Linked DNA regions of Mus musculus: region 2 is linked to region 1. The links are chromatin loops, found by intact Hi-C in ENCODE. Cell type or tissue: gastrocnemius. All regions are shown on one strand. Links, peaks and the distances in the headings refer to the core of each region. The heading gives the core; the rest is flanking DNA.

Region 1 (8,012 bases), core at 1,738-6,737:
GCCAGCCCCAATTAAATGTCATCCTTTATAAGACTTGCCTTGGCCATGGTGTCTGTTCACAGCAATAAAACCGTAACCAAGACAAGGACTTTGTTAACTTTAGAGTTTCACTTCCCATTCCAGCAGTGAGAACTTAAGCCTTTGTTAGTGTCGGCTTCCATTGGTGGTTAGTTTCTTTGGCAAGCCCCGTAATCTCTGAGGTATCCTCTTCCATCATTTGCTCATCATGTAGTATCTTCCTCTGCAGTAGCTGTGTACAGTGCACATACAGAAGCCACGTCTGTTTGCTCATGGTGATGGGGATTGAGCCTGGCATCGTGTGTGTTAATAAGCACAAGGTCTGTCACTGAGCTGTTACACTCCAAGCTTCTACAAGCCACGTAGGTGGTATTTTTCTAGTAGCTGCATTAAATAACTAAACACAAACAAGAATATTAACTAAAAATGGATGAGATTAATTTTAATAATATTCATTTAATTCAGGTTTTCCACTGTCATTTCAGTATATACTTTATAAAATAAATTCAGTATACAACCAAGTCTTTGAACTCTTTCAAGTGTGATTTGCACTAGCAGCACAGCTCAGATTTAGTGTGAGCCATATTTTAAGTGATCAGTAGCCACCTGTGGTTAGTGGCTATTGTTTGGAACTAGTGAATTCTAGACTTTGAAAACCTTTCTGTTTGAGGAGACAGAAATAGATCTAAACTTGAGAAACTTTCCCTTCCAGACTGTTTTTTGTGTTGCTTATACTTACACACTCTAACTTTAGAGTTTATGGTAGAACGAGCGTGGCTTCTACTCTGTATAAACAGCGGAATCTGCTGAGCCGGTTTTTAGGCCATGTTATATGAACAGTGGGTGCAGAGCTGCTGGTTTTTTCCCAGGGTTAACTTGAAGAGAAGAAGAACATGCCAGAGGAGGGTGGCCGAGTTTGAGTTTCTTGCTTAACAAGAATGTGACATGTTCTACATGGTGTGGTCTTTCCCTGAGATGAGGGAATAATAATGACTTCCGTGGATAAGACTTGAGAGTTAAAGCTAACAGTGGTATGTGAGCTAAAGTATTTCATTGTGTCTGAGGGGCTAAGCAGTTAGAAAGGTCTCATTCGGTTTTTGTGCTCACTCTAGATCTTCTTAACATGTAGCTTTTCTTGTCATTCATCCTGTTTGAGCCCCATTTTTTTTTTTGTTGGAGGGCCAGAGACTTGAAGACAGATGTGTACATGGGAAAACTGGGTGGTGGTCTCTCCCTCTCGCATGTAGCAGACTCTAGAGCATCTGCGCTCAGGAAGAAAGGAAGGGCACACAAAATGTTGACTTGCCTCTGAATTTCAACCTCATTTTGTCTGCTCGTTTCCCTTTCAAATTCAGTGCTTCCTGCCCATGTAAATTTTTTGCAGACAGACAAATTAGATCCCACACCCCTTCTTGGCTCTGTGTTAGTTTCTTCTCTTTCTGCTCTTACATTATTACATAGTGTATATAATTAAGAATGGAGAAAGAGGCAAAAGTAGGAGGTCAAGAGAAGGTAGAGGCGCTGAAGGAAGTGAAGGTTTACATGCACCCTCTGGGTGCTGTGAGTTCCTGGTTAGGAGAGAAGCAGTTGTGTCGCCATTCACAGTACCTGGAATGCGAATGCAGAAATGCTGAACTACTAGTCTTTAGGTGGAACTCTAACTTAATATCTTAAATTTGCAAGGATTTTCATAGGCGAGTACTTACTGAATTATTTTAAACAGGTGTAAAACAAAAGAGGCATTTATCCTTTGGACGTGTTAAAATGGGAGTTTCACATGTCACTGGCCTTGTTCCATAGAACGTGACACACTCTGGAAGGCACAAAGGGCACAAGATGCATGTGAGCCGTCAGAACAGCTGGCTGGGAGATATTTTGGACTGGCAAGATATTGCCTCTTTCGTTCATGAGAACATCGAGACTTTTCTTTCGGTAAGATGGAGTGGTTACTGTTGGTTGACTTAACCCAGCTTTTCTTACCTCAGTGTCTTCAGCTGCCCTGTTTTTAGTACCATGGAATGCATAGGCTTTGATTAAACCAGAAAGCTGTCCAGAAGCTGAGTCTTGAGGTCTGGCTCAGAACACCCGAGAAACGCTGACTCCTGAAACACGTGAACAAGCCTGTGGGCTCAGGATCACCAGAGTGCCCTAAGCTGGACATTACAGACAGACCAGGTTTTCTGGTTGGTAAAGCCCTTGATATGTGGAAGTAGGGTGGGCATCACTAGAGGGGCAGTAAAGGCTGCACCAGCTGGCCTCCCACTGACCCCGTCCGCCTTGCATCCTACCCCATTGTTGAACCTTAATCACCACCTTCATTCCCCAGAGCCGCTTTGCCAGGTGTCTTGGCATGTAACTTCAGAGAAGATTTTTCTTGTGAATGAACATGTGACTCTCATCAAATTAACAAGTTTAGAGGTACTCACAGTACTAAGGTCTAAGGAATTCAGGCTGAGTGGAATGATCCAGGAGCATAGCTGGACGCCGCCCGCCCGGGTGAGACTCAGGACTAGCTGTCTGCTGCTGGACAGCCTTCTCTGGTGGTTGCCTCTGGATTGTCAAAGTGATGTTTATCATGCTCTTTCTTGTTTTGCCATTTTAGATATTATCTTTTGGCTTCCAAATATGGAAGATGAAGGTAAAGATGTGACTTTTTCCAAGCCTTCGGTGCTCTCTGACACTCTTGGGTTTCTCACCTCTCCCTCAGCCCAGCCACCTCCCTGCACTCCCATGCTTTTCCTCTCAGCCGAGGTGCTGTCACAATCTGAAATGAAATCTGAAAAGTCATGTCTTTCATTTTCTGTGTTCTAATTAACAGCTTAATTAATAGGGACTCACTCTGTTTCCCAGGCTGTCTGTGAACTTGTGGCTTCAAACAATCCTCCTGCCTCAGTCTCCAAGCACCTTATATTACAGGCACTTGACAGGGTCCCCAACTATTTGTGTTGATAATCTCTTCCCTCTGCTTTACTAGCCCAGTGGTTCTCATTTTCGTGATACCATGAACACACTTTAATGTGTTAAAAGTACTATTTTCTGAGGCTCAGGAAATGGCTTAGTTGAAAAAGTCTTTGCTGTACAATCATGAGGACCTGGATTCAGACTCTACATCTGTGTAAAAGTCAGAGGTGGTGGCATACACCTGTAACCCCAGTGCTGAGCGGGGGTCGGGGGTGGGTGGGATGCAGAGACAGGCAGCTCATCTGGCCATGCTGGGCGGCCAGTCTGTCTGATAGATGCGCTCCAGGTGCAGTAAGAAGCCTTGCCTTAAAAAATGACGTAGAGCGTGAATGAGGAAGACCCCTGATGTTGACCTCTGGCCTCCATTCTCATGGATACACAGGCACATGTGATCTACACATGAATGTCCGCACACAAGTACCTAATTTATATCATGCTAAATGTTTTGTAAATGTTTTCTAATTTAACTCCCCTCAAGTTCCTTAGAGAACCAATAAAATTGTTCTTGTTTTAGTCACAGACTCAGTGTATTAAAGCAGTTAACACGCACTCAGTTTTCTTTTCTGGTTGAGGAATGGGGTTCTTACAGAGCATGCATTATCTTCTAGAACACGTTTCCTCCTCGGGAGAGCTTGGATCTCTTTGTTTCACGATTTGCCTTATTTGTCTCCTGTCCTGAGTTTTGAGGCATGGTCTTCCTAGGCCTGGAAGCTTCACAGAGCTGCACCTGCCCCTGCCTCGAGAGCAAAGGCGCCAGGGTTTGCTGCACACGGGGTTTGCTTTGGTCTCCTCTGATGTTTTGGCAGGTTCCCCAGCTCTCCCCAGGGTGCTTCAGAAGACATAGAGCTCCCTACACTCAGTTCTACACCCTTACTTGCTGCTTGAGTATAGTTTACCTTATTTAGTATTGATGTTCAGCCTTTCTGAATAATTTTAAAGATATATTTTTATTGTCCTTATGAGTGTTTTCCCTGTATGCATGTATGCAGTCCCTACAGTGGCCAGAAGAGGGCATCAGGACCTTTGGAATTGTAGATAACAGATGGTTCCGAGCCCACTATGTGGATGCTATGAACGGAATCTGGGTCCTGTGTAAGAGCAGCCAGTGCTCTTAACTGCTGAGCCATTTCTCCATATTCCCTGACTAGATTTTAAGTTCTTTATTACTACTTTAGAATAGAGCCTGGTGTTAGATTGTCAACTAAACTAATACAAGGAGGCACATTATAGCTTCTCTTTATTATTTTTATACTTTAAAGAGCAGTGGCAGAGCTGAAGTGGCATACTGAGACTTCCTTGTGCAGTTCATTTCCTATAAGGCTAGAGCAGGAAAAGGAACCAGAAAGGCTCAGTGGAGCTTATAGCCAGTCTCTGGGCTCCTAGTCTGACAGGAAGGTAACCCCATCTTTGTCGGAAAGAGTTCTGTTCATATTTTGACCCCTGAATCCTTGCAGTGTTCTGTTTTTGTGCTTCCTGGGTTCTGTAGAATGACACTCAGAGGGAGGTTGGATGGTGGTGGACTCGGGAGGGAAGCAGCGAAGCAGGAGGATGCTGAGGCCGCTTGTTCGTTCTAACTGCCCTGCCCTCTGTGACCAAGTTGCTTAGCTGCTTGTGAGTCTCCTCTGGGCTTACATTTCATGGCCGGGGACTCTGTTTGAGGCATCTTTTGGTTATGTTGCCACTATTGAATAAATTAATGCCAGCCCAGCTCATGTTTGCCATTTTTGAGTTGGGATGCAGTTTTACCTCTACAAATCGGTTGCGTTTTTGAATTTCATGGGCTTTCTTCCTGATCCCGCCTTTGCTAATCCCTCCTTTCTAAGCCTGCTGATTAAACTCAAACTCTACTTTGATGATTGAGTGAACATTCCAGCACTGTCCTCTGTGTTGTCTCTAGTTGATCTCTTTTCAAGTAAAAAGGGTTACTTGGTTGTTGTTGGAGACTCCCAGTCTACAATTGCTGTATTCTGGTAATTTCTTAAGAGTTTTCTATTTGTGTGACTTAGAAACTATGTAAATTTTTTGATTAAAAATTCCAGAGTGACTGGGGCCCCAAAAGTATGCTTGCCAAATTACAAATACAGGCATTGTCTCTTAGAATTGGTGGCTTTGTTCATTCATTCTTTATCCCACAAGGTCAAACAGTTAATGGTGCATATTTTTGTAGGCACAGTGAAGCATTTTCAAGATTTTTTTGTAAGGAGTTTTTGTAAATGAAGCCTGCCTGTTGAATTCTCATATAAAGACTAAGCTGAGGCTTGCAAGACATTCTGAAGGCATAGAATGTCCCTTATAAATTGTGCATTTGAGGTAGAAAAGGAATGGCAACCCTTGCATAGACTGCATGTCATAATATGAGCATGCGACTGGACCAGAGCTACTGCCTTAGAAAGGTACCAAAGAGAACTGCAGATGTCAGGGTTCTGGTGCTAGCTGCAGCAACCCTTTGTGACTGAGCTCGTGTCTATAAAGCTATCCACATTGCTTCCCTCACAGCACTGTCCTGGGAACATTCAGTAGCTGGCAGAACTCGTCCTCCTGACCCTTTTGGTTCCTGTTTCGTTAGGAGGAGGGACCCACTTGGGAAGAACAGACATTATAAGGGGTTTTAGTTGATGAAGGCACAAGAAATGAAACGGAGACCTGAGAAGACATTGACATCTCTCTTTGCTCATGTTTTACCAACAGTGTACACAACCAACTTGATAACTGCTTCTCTTCAATTTATAGGTGATAGTGAGCTTAGTCTGTCCCAGGAAAGGCTCTGTCATTGATCCTTGCCTCTTCATTATTTTCATTGTTGATTTCAAGACTTTGGAATAATACATTATATTTATAGTTGAATCAGAGTTAGAGATGGAAAGGATAGAGGGTAGTTAGCTAATCTAATGCGTGACCTACACTTACAGCCCTCCAAAGTAAATAGATCCACAGAGAGATCACGTATTCTTCTGTAGACATACATATATTCTGTTTTTATAGTTAAAATTCATAGAATATATAAAAATCCTGTGTTTTAAAGAGAGCATAATAGAAGCTGGCCATGGTTGTGCATACCTTTAATCCCAGCATGTGGGAGGCAGAGGCAAATAAATCTCTGTAAGTTCGAGGCCAGCCAGGTCTATAAAGGGAGTTCCAGGGTAGCCAGGGCTGCTCCACAGAGAAACTCAGTTTTGAGAAACCAAACTAACCAAATAAAACCAGCATAATAGAGTGAAATGTCTATGATAGTTGCGGTACTATTTTAAGTGTTATTTGGAGTGGATTCATTATAACTACTTAGCCATTTTCTTTACTATTGAACTAGATGTTTTGGGATTTTTTTCTGCTTATAAAGCAGGCAGCAGTTTTTACGTTTTCCACTATGGCTAGTAAGACAGTGCCCTAAAAGCACACTGTGTGGCTACGGCTGTCCCCTTTATGAGGATTTGTGTTGACCCCAGCTGTCCCTCTCCGTCAGATCCTGGAGTCTCTGTGGATTGTTATGAGCCGGAACGTGAGCCTGCTGTTCACCACAGTCACCACCCTGCTGACCATCCTCTTCTACAGTGGCACTGCCCTTCTCAACTTCGTGCTGTCTCTGGTAGGTACATTTAGACAGCACCCATTGTATTCCCTTATGGATTACAGCATTTCCTGGGCTCTGTTTTTGCGCATGTATAGCTTTTATACGCTCATAAATGTGATTTTTAGGAGATCCTGTCCTTTGTTTTGCAGATAATTTTCCTGACCACACTGTTTTATCTGTTAAGTTCCAGTGATGAGTACTACAAGCCAGTGAAGTGGGTGATCAGCCTGACACCACTTTCTCAGCCAGGCCCTTCCTCTAACATCATCGGCCAGTCTGTGGAAGAGGCGATCAGGTAGGGACAAGAGCATGCTGTTCTTACTAGCGTCCCGTGGCATCCCGGTTACCTTCCTTGTATTCATAGAAACATTCAGTGTGGAAGTAGTGAAGGATGCCAGTGCTTTCAAGACCTTTATCTTACTTTAAGAAGGTCCTAGGAGCAGAGCACATGCTTTGAGGGAAAGTTCCCAGGAGTTTGTCACTCTATTCTGCTGCTGTGATTTACAAAGACCTGATATGTGTTCACAGATCGGCTTTAGTCCGGTTTCCATAACCTTGGCATTTGCTCAGGAGAACGCCTCCTCCTCCCACATTGTCTTTACCTCCTGGGGCCCTTCTCTGACTTCAGGACCCTCCTGTTTTGTCTCTCTTGTTATGTTCAACTGACCCAACAGTTGTCTGTGTCTGTGTGAAATGCCCTCAGCTTTTCTCCCCATTCCTACTCAGGAAGCCTGGGGAAGGTCTTTATTAATGATGAAAATTGCAACAATAGGTTATCTTTTGTTTATCTGCTTTTTAAAAAGTCTTTTGTAATCATTGTTACCCTAAAAGGAAAAGGGAACAAAACAGACAAAACCCCTCTCTTCCCAGTAGCATAAAAATAGCCTTTGAGAGGCTGGCAGCCATCTTGGTCAGTCTTCAGTCTGGCTGAGGCAGAGCTGTCCGGGAGGACAGGTGCATTGCCCAGGAAGATCCTTTAAAGGCCAGCTCTGCTCTAGCTTTGCACTGTTGCCCTTCTCATAGAAGCTTCACCTTCTGCTGTGTCCCTACTGCGCTTTCTACAGGGAGCAGCTTTCTGACTGACATCAAGGTGCTTTTATGCAAGATACTTCTGCACCCTCCCCAGCCCAGGATCCCCTCCCCTCCCCTCCCCTTCTCTCCCCCCCCCCCTCTCTCTCTCTCTCTGTCTCTCTCTCTGTCTCTCTCTCTCTCTCTCCTGACTCTTCCTTTGCCACCCAGGCTGGCTTTGAACTGGATATCTCCTGTCTCTCTCTGTTTCCTGAACGCTAGGGTTACTAGGATTACGAATGCACACTACCATGCTAGGCCTTGTCACTTAACATTGGCACTGTCGTCCTGTTGGATCTGAAAGCTGATGGGTGGGTTTGGATGGCCATCTTCCACTGTGACTGGCTTTTGCATTCTGCAGCCCTGTGTGCTGTTCCTTTACAAAGTTGTAATAAAT
Region 2 (6,506 bases), core at 1-5,000, 51 kb after region 1:
CCCGACCACCTAACTCTTGAGGGATATTTTCTACTTTCTGTGTTATTAAGGGTGATCTTCTGCCACTATAGAATAAGGATTCTTTCCCTCTAGTTTCTAGTGAGTTGCTTTTTTTTTTTTTGGGGGTTTTTTTTTTTTTTTTTCACCTAAAAAGAAAACCCCAAACCTGTGTGTGAGGGCTGGAGAAAGGAGAAAGGTGTGTGAGAGATTGTGTGTTATATGATACAATGTGGGTGTGGGTGTGAATGTGTACATGCATATGCTACAGTGTGTGTGTGTGTGTGTGTGTGTGTGTGTGTGTGTGTAGGTCAAAGGATAAGCTTGGATATCTGTTTTGTGTGTGTGTGTGTGTGTGTGTGTGTGTGTGTGTGTGTAGGTCAAAGGATAAGCTTGGACATCTGTTTTCACCTTTGGTCTTCTTTGCGACTGAGTCTTTTTGTTTGCCTTTTGGTGGGCTAGGCTAGCTGACCCATGATCTTTGAGACATTCCTATGTCTCTGCTTCCCATCTTCCATAGCAGTTTTGAGAATTTGAATGTCCTTTTTACTGCACTCAGCTTTGTGTGGGTTCTGGAATTCAAATTCAGGTCTTCACACACTTTACCTGCTGAGCCGTCTCCTTAATCCCTTCCCCACTTATTGATTGATTGATTGATTGATTTATAGTAGGCTTTTGCTTACACTACTCTTGTTGTGGTCTGAATATTGGTTTCCTCTCACAATTCTTAAACTGGAACTTAATCCCCATGGTAATGTTGGTAACAAATGAGGCCTTTGGGAGGCGATTAAATCATGAATGAGACTAATGCTTTAGGGTGGAACCCGAGGGAACTTGTTTGCTTCTTCTACCAAGTAAGACCCAGAAAGCACTACTCATGAGGCCGTGGCCCTCACCAGATACCAAGTCTTACGGAGGCCTCAGCCTGGGTTTTGCAGAACTCTAAGCAGTGAGCTCCTATCGGACCACCTGAAGGTATTTGTTTGGAATTCCAAACCGACTAAGAGTTTCCCCAAAGCTTCCTGCTTCAGTACAGTGCCCTCAACACTCCTGGGGTTCATTCCCCAAGGTCCGCTCAAAGGCAGCCCAATTCCAAAGTTACTCTCAAATTTGGGGTTTTGTTATAGCATCTCTCCAGATCCAGATACCAACTCTGGATTCCTATTTATCAATAGAGAGCAATGCCTTCATTAGTTTTCTATTAGTTTATTAGCTTAAACACCCTGATTAAAGCAAGTCTCGGGAGAAAGGGTTTATTTTAGCTTAAAGTTCTAGAAAGAATATAGTCTATCACGGTGAAGAAGAGTAAAGATGAAACAGGAAGAGGGACCAGGGCAGAGGCTCTCAGTGCCAGCCTGGTGTGGTACTGTACACCTCCAACCCTAAGTGGATCTCTGTAAGTTCCAGGCCAGTCAACGCTACATAGTGAGAGCCTGTCTCAAACAGACCAACGAGCTCAGTGGATACTCCCAGTGACACAGTTTTCTGCAGCAAAGTTTCTTCTCCTGCACCCGTGGCTCCTAACCCTCCTAAAGCTGTGACCCTTTAATATTGTTCCTCGTGTTGTGGTGACCTTACTTTTTGTTTTGTTATTACTTCGTAACTGTAATTTTGCTCCTGTTATGGATTGTAATATAAATATCTGATGTGAAGGATATCTGATATGCACCCCTGTGAGAGGGTCAGTTGATCCCCACAGGGGTTGTGACTCCCAGGTTGAAAGCCACTGTCCTAAAGTATCTATAATCTTCCCAAACAGTGCTACTAGATGGGGAATTAGTGTTCAAGCACACGCGCCTGAGTGTGTGTGTGTGTGTATGAGTGGGGGGAACCTCACATTCATACCTAGCAAATCACCCCAAATTTACTGTCTTAAAACAACAAAACATTTGTCTTATAGTTTCTGTGAGCTAAGAATTCTGTCGTAGTTTAGTTTATACAATGGCTCTGGACCAAAGTCCATCACAAAACTGAATAAAGGTGTTTGGCTGGGCCAATGGAAATGTAAAGGCTTGACCTGGCCTGAGGAGTCTGTTCCCACGTTCACTCTTCTGTCTGTTGAAAAACCCCAGTTCTGCTGCATCTGTGGCATCAATCTCTTACCTTGTAGGGCTCCTCATAGGATTGCTTTATGTGGGACAGCTGTGACAGGGTAGTGAGCTTCCTGTCCCTGTGATTGGTCCCAGAGAGACGGAGGGAGGAAGCAGAAACGCCAAACACATACACACACACACACATACACACACACACACACACACACACACACACACACACACACACACACACACACACGCATGTGTGCACTGAGAGAGAGACAGAGACAGAGACACAGAGAGAGTCACAGATCGAGACAGAGACAGACAGAAACAGAAATGCCCCATTAGGTCCACTGTCATCTCTGTATGAGAAGTGAGTTTATACTTGAGAAACAAAGTCCCCTTTTTCCTTGAGAGGTCTGAAGGAGTTCATGAATATGTTTCAGAATCACAGAGATTATACTACATTCCTGCTTACAAAACCTTTCTGTGTCTCCCAGTAATGCACAGAACACAACTTTGTTGGAGTAGAATCTCATTCTGTAGCTCAAAATGGCCTGCAGCTTAACAGTCCCTCTGCCTTAACCTCCCTGGAATCGCAGACATGCACCACCACGCCCAGCTCAAAACATGCATTCTTTGCTCTGCTTCCCAGCCTTCCGGGGGCAGCTGCTGGCTGTGCAGTCTTCCAGGGCCAGCTCCTGGCTGCCCCTCACTGGCCAGCTCCTGGCCGACTCTCACAGGCACTAGTTTGTGCCTGTCACTTTGCTCACTGCCTTCGTCACTCTGGCCTCACTTCAGTCCTTGACAGGACAGGCTCGCCCCCAGAGCCCCTCACCCCTCAGTTTCTGTTTTATGAAATCCATCATCCCTGAGGTTACCAGCCTGCTACTATCAAGTCCACTCTCTCAGAGAAGAAAGAGCAGCCAATCTCAGGAGGCTTCCTGGGCACAGTATCATGTTGTTATATTTTGCATAGAACATCCATTAAAATTATTTCTTTAGTACTGTGGTTCATCATTTGAATGTAGCACAGATCTTTTTTCATCATTCACTGTTTCCTCATTTTTTTAGTTTTATCTCATCTATGAAATATATTTTGTGATTGAATTGTTATTCTATTATACTGCAAACATTGGAGGTCGTATTGTTATGTCTCAATCACCCATGCATCCTGTCTTAGTTACTGTTCTATTGCTGAGCAGAGACACCACGAGCAAGGCAACTCTTATCAAAGTAAGCATTTAATTGGAGTTTGTTTATAGTTTCAGAGGGAAGCAGGCAGGCATGGCTCTGAAGCAGTGGATCGATAGCATCCAGACCCACAGGCTGCAAGGAGAGAGAGAGAGAGAGAGAGAGAGAGAGAGAGAGAGAGAGAGAGAGAGAGAGAGAGAGAGAGAGAGACTGGGCCTTCCATGGACTTTTTTTTTTTTTTTTTTTTTGGTTTTTCGAGACAGGGTTTCTCTGTGTGTAGCCCTGGCTGTCCTGGCACTCACTTTGTAGACCAAGCTGGCCTCGAACTCAGAAATCCACCTGCCTCTGCCTCCCGAGTGTTGGGATTAAAGGCGTGCGCCACCACGCCCGGCTCCATGGACTTTTAAAACCTCAAAGCCCATGCCCAGAGGCTCTAATAAGGCCTCACCTCCTAGACCTTCCACACAGTTCACCAACTGGGACTAAGCATGCAAATACAAGTCTATGAGCAACACACTTACTCAAGCCACCACACACTGAGGTCTTGGTATCTAACAGATACTAAACATTTGTTTTGAAATATTGCACTGAAACAATGCTGTAGATGAAAATAGTTAGTGGCAGGGCTTGGGAGAGATAGCTCAGTGAGGACAGCACCTGCACCACCAGCAGAAGGACTGGGTTCAGATCCCAGCACCAGTTAAAAACCAGATACAGTGGTTGGTGCACATCTGGAGTCCCAGTGCTAAGGAGGAGGATGGAGACAGAAGGATCCTTAGAGCCCTCTGGCCAGCCAGTCTAACTGAAGAATACTCTGGGTTCAGTGAAAGACCCTGTCTTAAATATGAGGTGGAGAGTCAGTGGGGAAGATACCCGAAATCAGCCTCTGGCTTCAACACATATGCTCACATACGTGTGCACATACGAACACACGTACACATACACAAAAATAAATTAGGGGCATTGATATATTTCTCTGCATCACTTAGCTCATCCCTCCTGGTGCCAGCAACCCCAAGGTTCAAAGTTAGACATTTCCATTAATCCTAAGCTCTTAATACCCTAACTTAAAAAATGCTTGCTACACAATGCTTTCCTCTTATTCTGTTTTGGGTCTTTTTAAAGTCTAAGTTTTATTTTATGTATGTGGATATTTTCTTGCATGTATGTTTGTGCACCATTTGTGTATCTGGTACCCACAGAGGCTAGTAGAGGGTGTTGAATCCCTGGGACTGGAGTTACAGACAGTTGTGAGCTGCCATGTGGGTGCTTGGAATTGAACCCAGGTCCTCTGGAGGAGCAGCAGTGCTCTTAACCAGTGCTCCATTACTTTTTGAGCCATCCAGTGTTTTGTTTGAGACTTTGTTATCATTTCATAAAAATTATTTCAAAAAGAAACTCAGTATACATTTAGTAGTTGGTATCTGTTTTTCAGCTAACATTTTAAAATAAATACTTTGCATGTGCAAATTGTACATGTGTTACTTTTCTAAGACATTTAAAAGATTCTCATTTGTTTTAATGATCCATACATGTCACCCTTTATATTTTACTTCAGGGCTTAAAACTAAATGATAGAACTCTTGGTATATCATGTATTTGGGGGCTTGAAGGACTAGATTGCACTGTTTTTTGTTGTTGTTGTTTTGTTTTTGTTTTTTCAGACAGAGTTTCTCTGTATAGCTCTGTCTGTCCTGGAACTCACTCTGTAGACCAGGTTGGCCTTGAACTCAGAAATCCTCCTGCCTCTGCCTCCCAAGTGCTGGGATTAAAGGCGTGTGCCACTACTGCCCGGGTAGCACTGGTCATTCAAAAGCTGTCAGTGAGTTCAGTAAACTTGTGTGGTCAAGTATCAATTTACATTGCTAGGGATCGAACCAAGGACCTCAAATGTGCCAGGCCAGTGCTCTGCCACTAAGCTACACCTCCAGTGCACACGTGCCATTATGTATAACCCATTTACTGTGTGAGCAGTGGAGTGGAATGCGGTGAGAGGTGCCTTTATGCAGAGCAGCTTAGGTAGAACCGAGGAAAATGTGTGCTGTGAGCCGGTGATTTGCCCTGCCGTGTTCTCAAGTCTTGAAGATTTGTTGGAAGATCTGGAGAGTCTCTGGAAGTGTATGTCCCAGATTACTGCCCTCAGGTGAACTTGTAATCACAATTAATAGAAGCATTGTCCTGGGAAATGATGCAAGATGCTCTGCTTCCTGGCCCCTGGCCTGCAAGGTCTAAGGCGAATGATTTGCTTGGTCTGATATGCTGGGTTTAATTTTCTTGGTCTTTGTGATATCTTTTTTAAAGTTTTATTTATTTATTTATTTTTAAGTATTGAGGTAAAAGTTTCTTCTTCTTCTTCTTCTTTTTTTTTTAATTTTCAGATCACCACACTTATAAACCATAAAGATAATACCAAAAAGTCTGATAAAACCCTGCAAGCGATTCAGCGTGTGGGACAAGCGGTCAACTTGGCAGTTGGAAGATTTGTTAAAGTAGGGGAAGCTATAGCCAACGAAAACTGGGATTTGAAAGAAGAAATTAACATCGCCTGCATCGAAGCCAAGCAAGCAGGTACCTGTGTATCCACCTTGTGTTCCGCTGCTTGCTTGCTGGTTTGTTTTGTGTGTGTGTGTGTGTTTGTTTGTTTGTTTGTTTGTTTTAGGAGGCAAAGTCCTTGCTGACCTGGAACTTCCTTTTGGTGGCCTAGCTGGCTTTGAACTCTGCTTCTGCCTCTGGCAAGCCATTTGAGTCCACACCCAGCTCTCATTTCCTTCTTGAGGCAGGTCTCACGCTTAGCCCAGGCTGCCCTCAAACACAGTCGGAGTCCTCCTGCCTCAGGCTCCCAAGTGCTGGTAGAATGGGTGACATCACTGCTCCCAGCTGTAAATATTTATTTTAGAGACTATTGCTATTTCATTATTCCAAATGTTATGGCAAGTATTTTTTTATTATTTATTTAATTTGAGGCAGTCTCACCAGGTAGCCTGGTTATCCTGGAACTCACTGTGTAAACCAGGTTGGCTTTTAACTTGGAGTGATCCTCTTGTTTCTGGATTCCAAATGCTAGGGTTACAGCTGTGTACCACTACACCCAGGAAAACTTAGGAATTTGTTTTCTAAAATGCTGGGGATTGAACCCAGGGCTGTTTTTTATGCTAAGCACTACCAAGCTACATCCCTGACAAAACACTTTAGGTTTACTTTGAGTTAAGCTATCCAGCCAGAAGGTGGTGGTGCATGCCTTTAATCCCTCACCCCACCCCCACCCCCACTCTGTGAGTT

The links. A loop is a pair of places that touch in the nucleus more often than their neighbours do. Peaks named below come from ENCODE experiments on the same cell type or tissue, not always from the same donor. Only the 100,000 strongest peaks of a DNase experiment are listed, where the experiment ranks them.
Region 2: it touches region 1 in a loop (2.1-fold over the local background); 2 of 42 quality-filtered maps call a loop at or near these places.

What each region holds. Positions count from the first base shown.
Region 1 is chr4:56,897,856-56,905,867 of GRCm38, reverse strand. Tmem245 (transmembrane protein 245) reads left to right here. Exons shown (of 18, transcript NM_001369260.1): 12 at 1,819-1,950; 13 at 6,440-6,562; 14 at 6,697-6,842. Among named protein-coding and RNA genes, the nearest start is that of Gm25053, 4.1 kb to the right of the region's middle. In gastrocnemius, for the core only: a CTCF peak has its summit at 3,975 (motif pointing right); a DNase peak (open chromatin) is centred at 3,855; H3K27ac peaks cover 390 bases.
Region 2 is chr4:56,847,099-56,853,604 of GRCm38, reverse strand. It overlaps Ctnnal1 (catenin (cadherin associated protein), alpha-like 1), which reads left to right. Exons shown (of 19, transcript NM_018761.3): 2 at 5,606-5,795. Among named protein-coding and RNA genes, the nearest start is that of Ctnnal1, 15 kb to the left of the region's middle. In gastrocnemius, for the core only: a CTCF peak has its summit at 2,745; a DNase peak (open chromatin) is centred at 2,752; H3K27ac peaks cover 471 bases.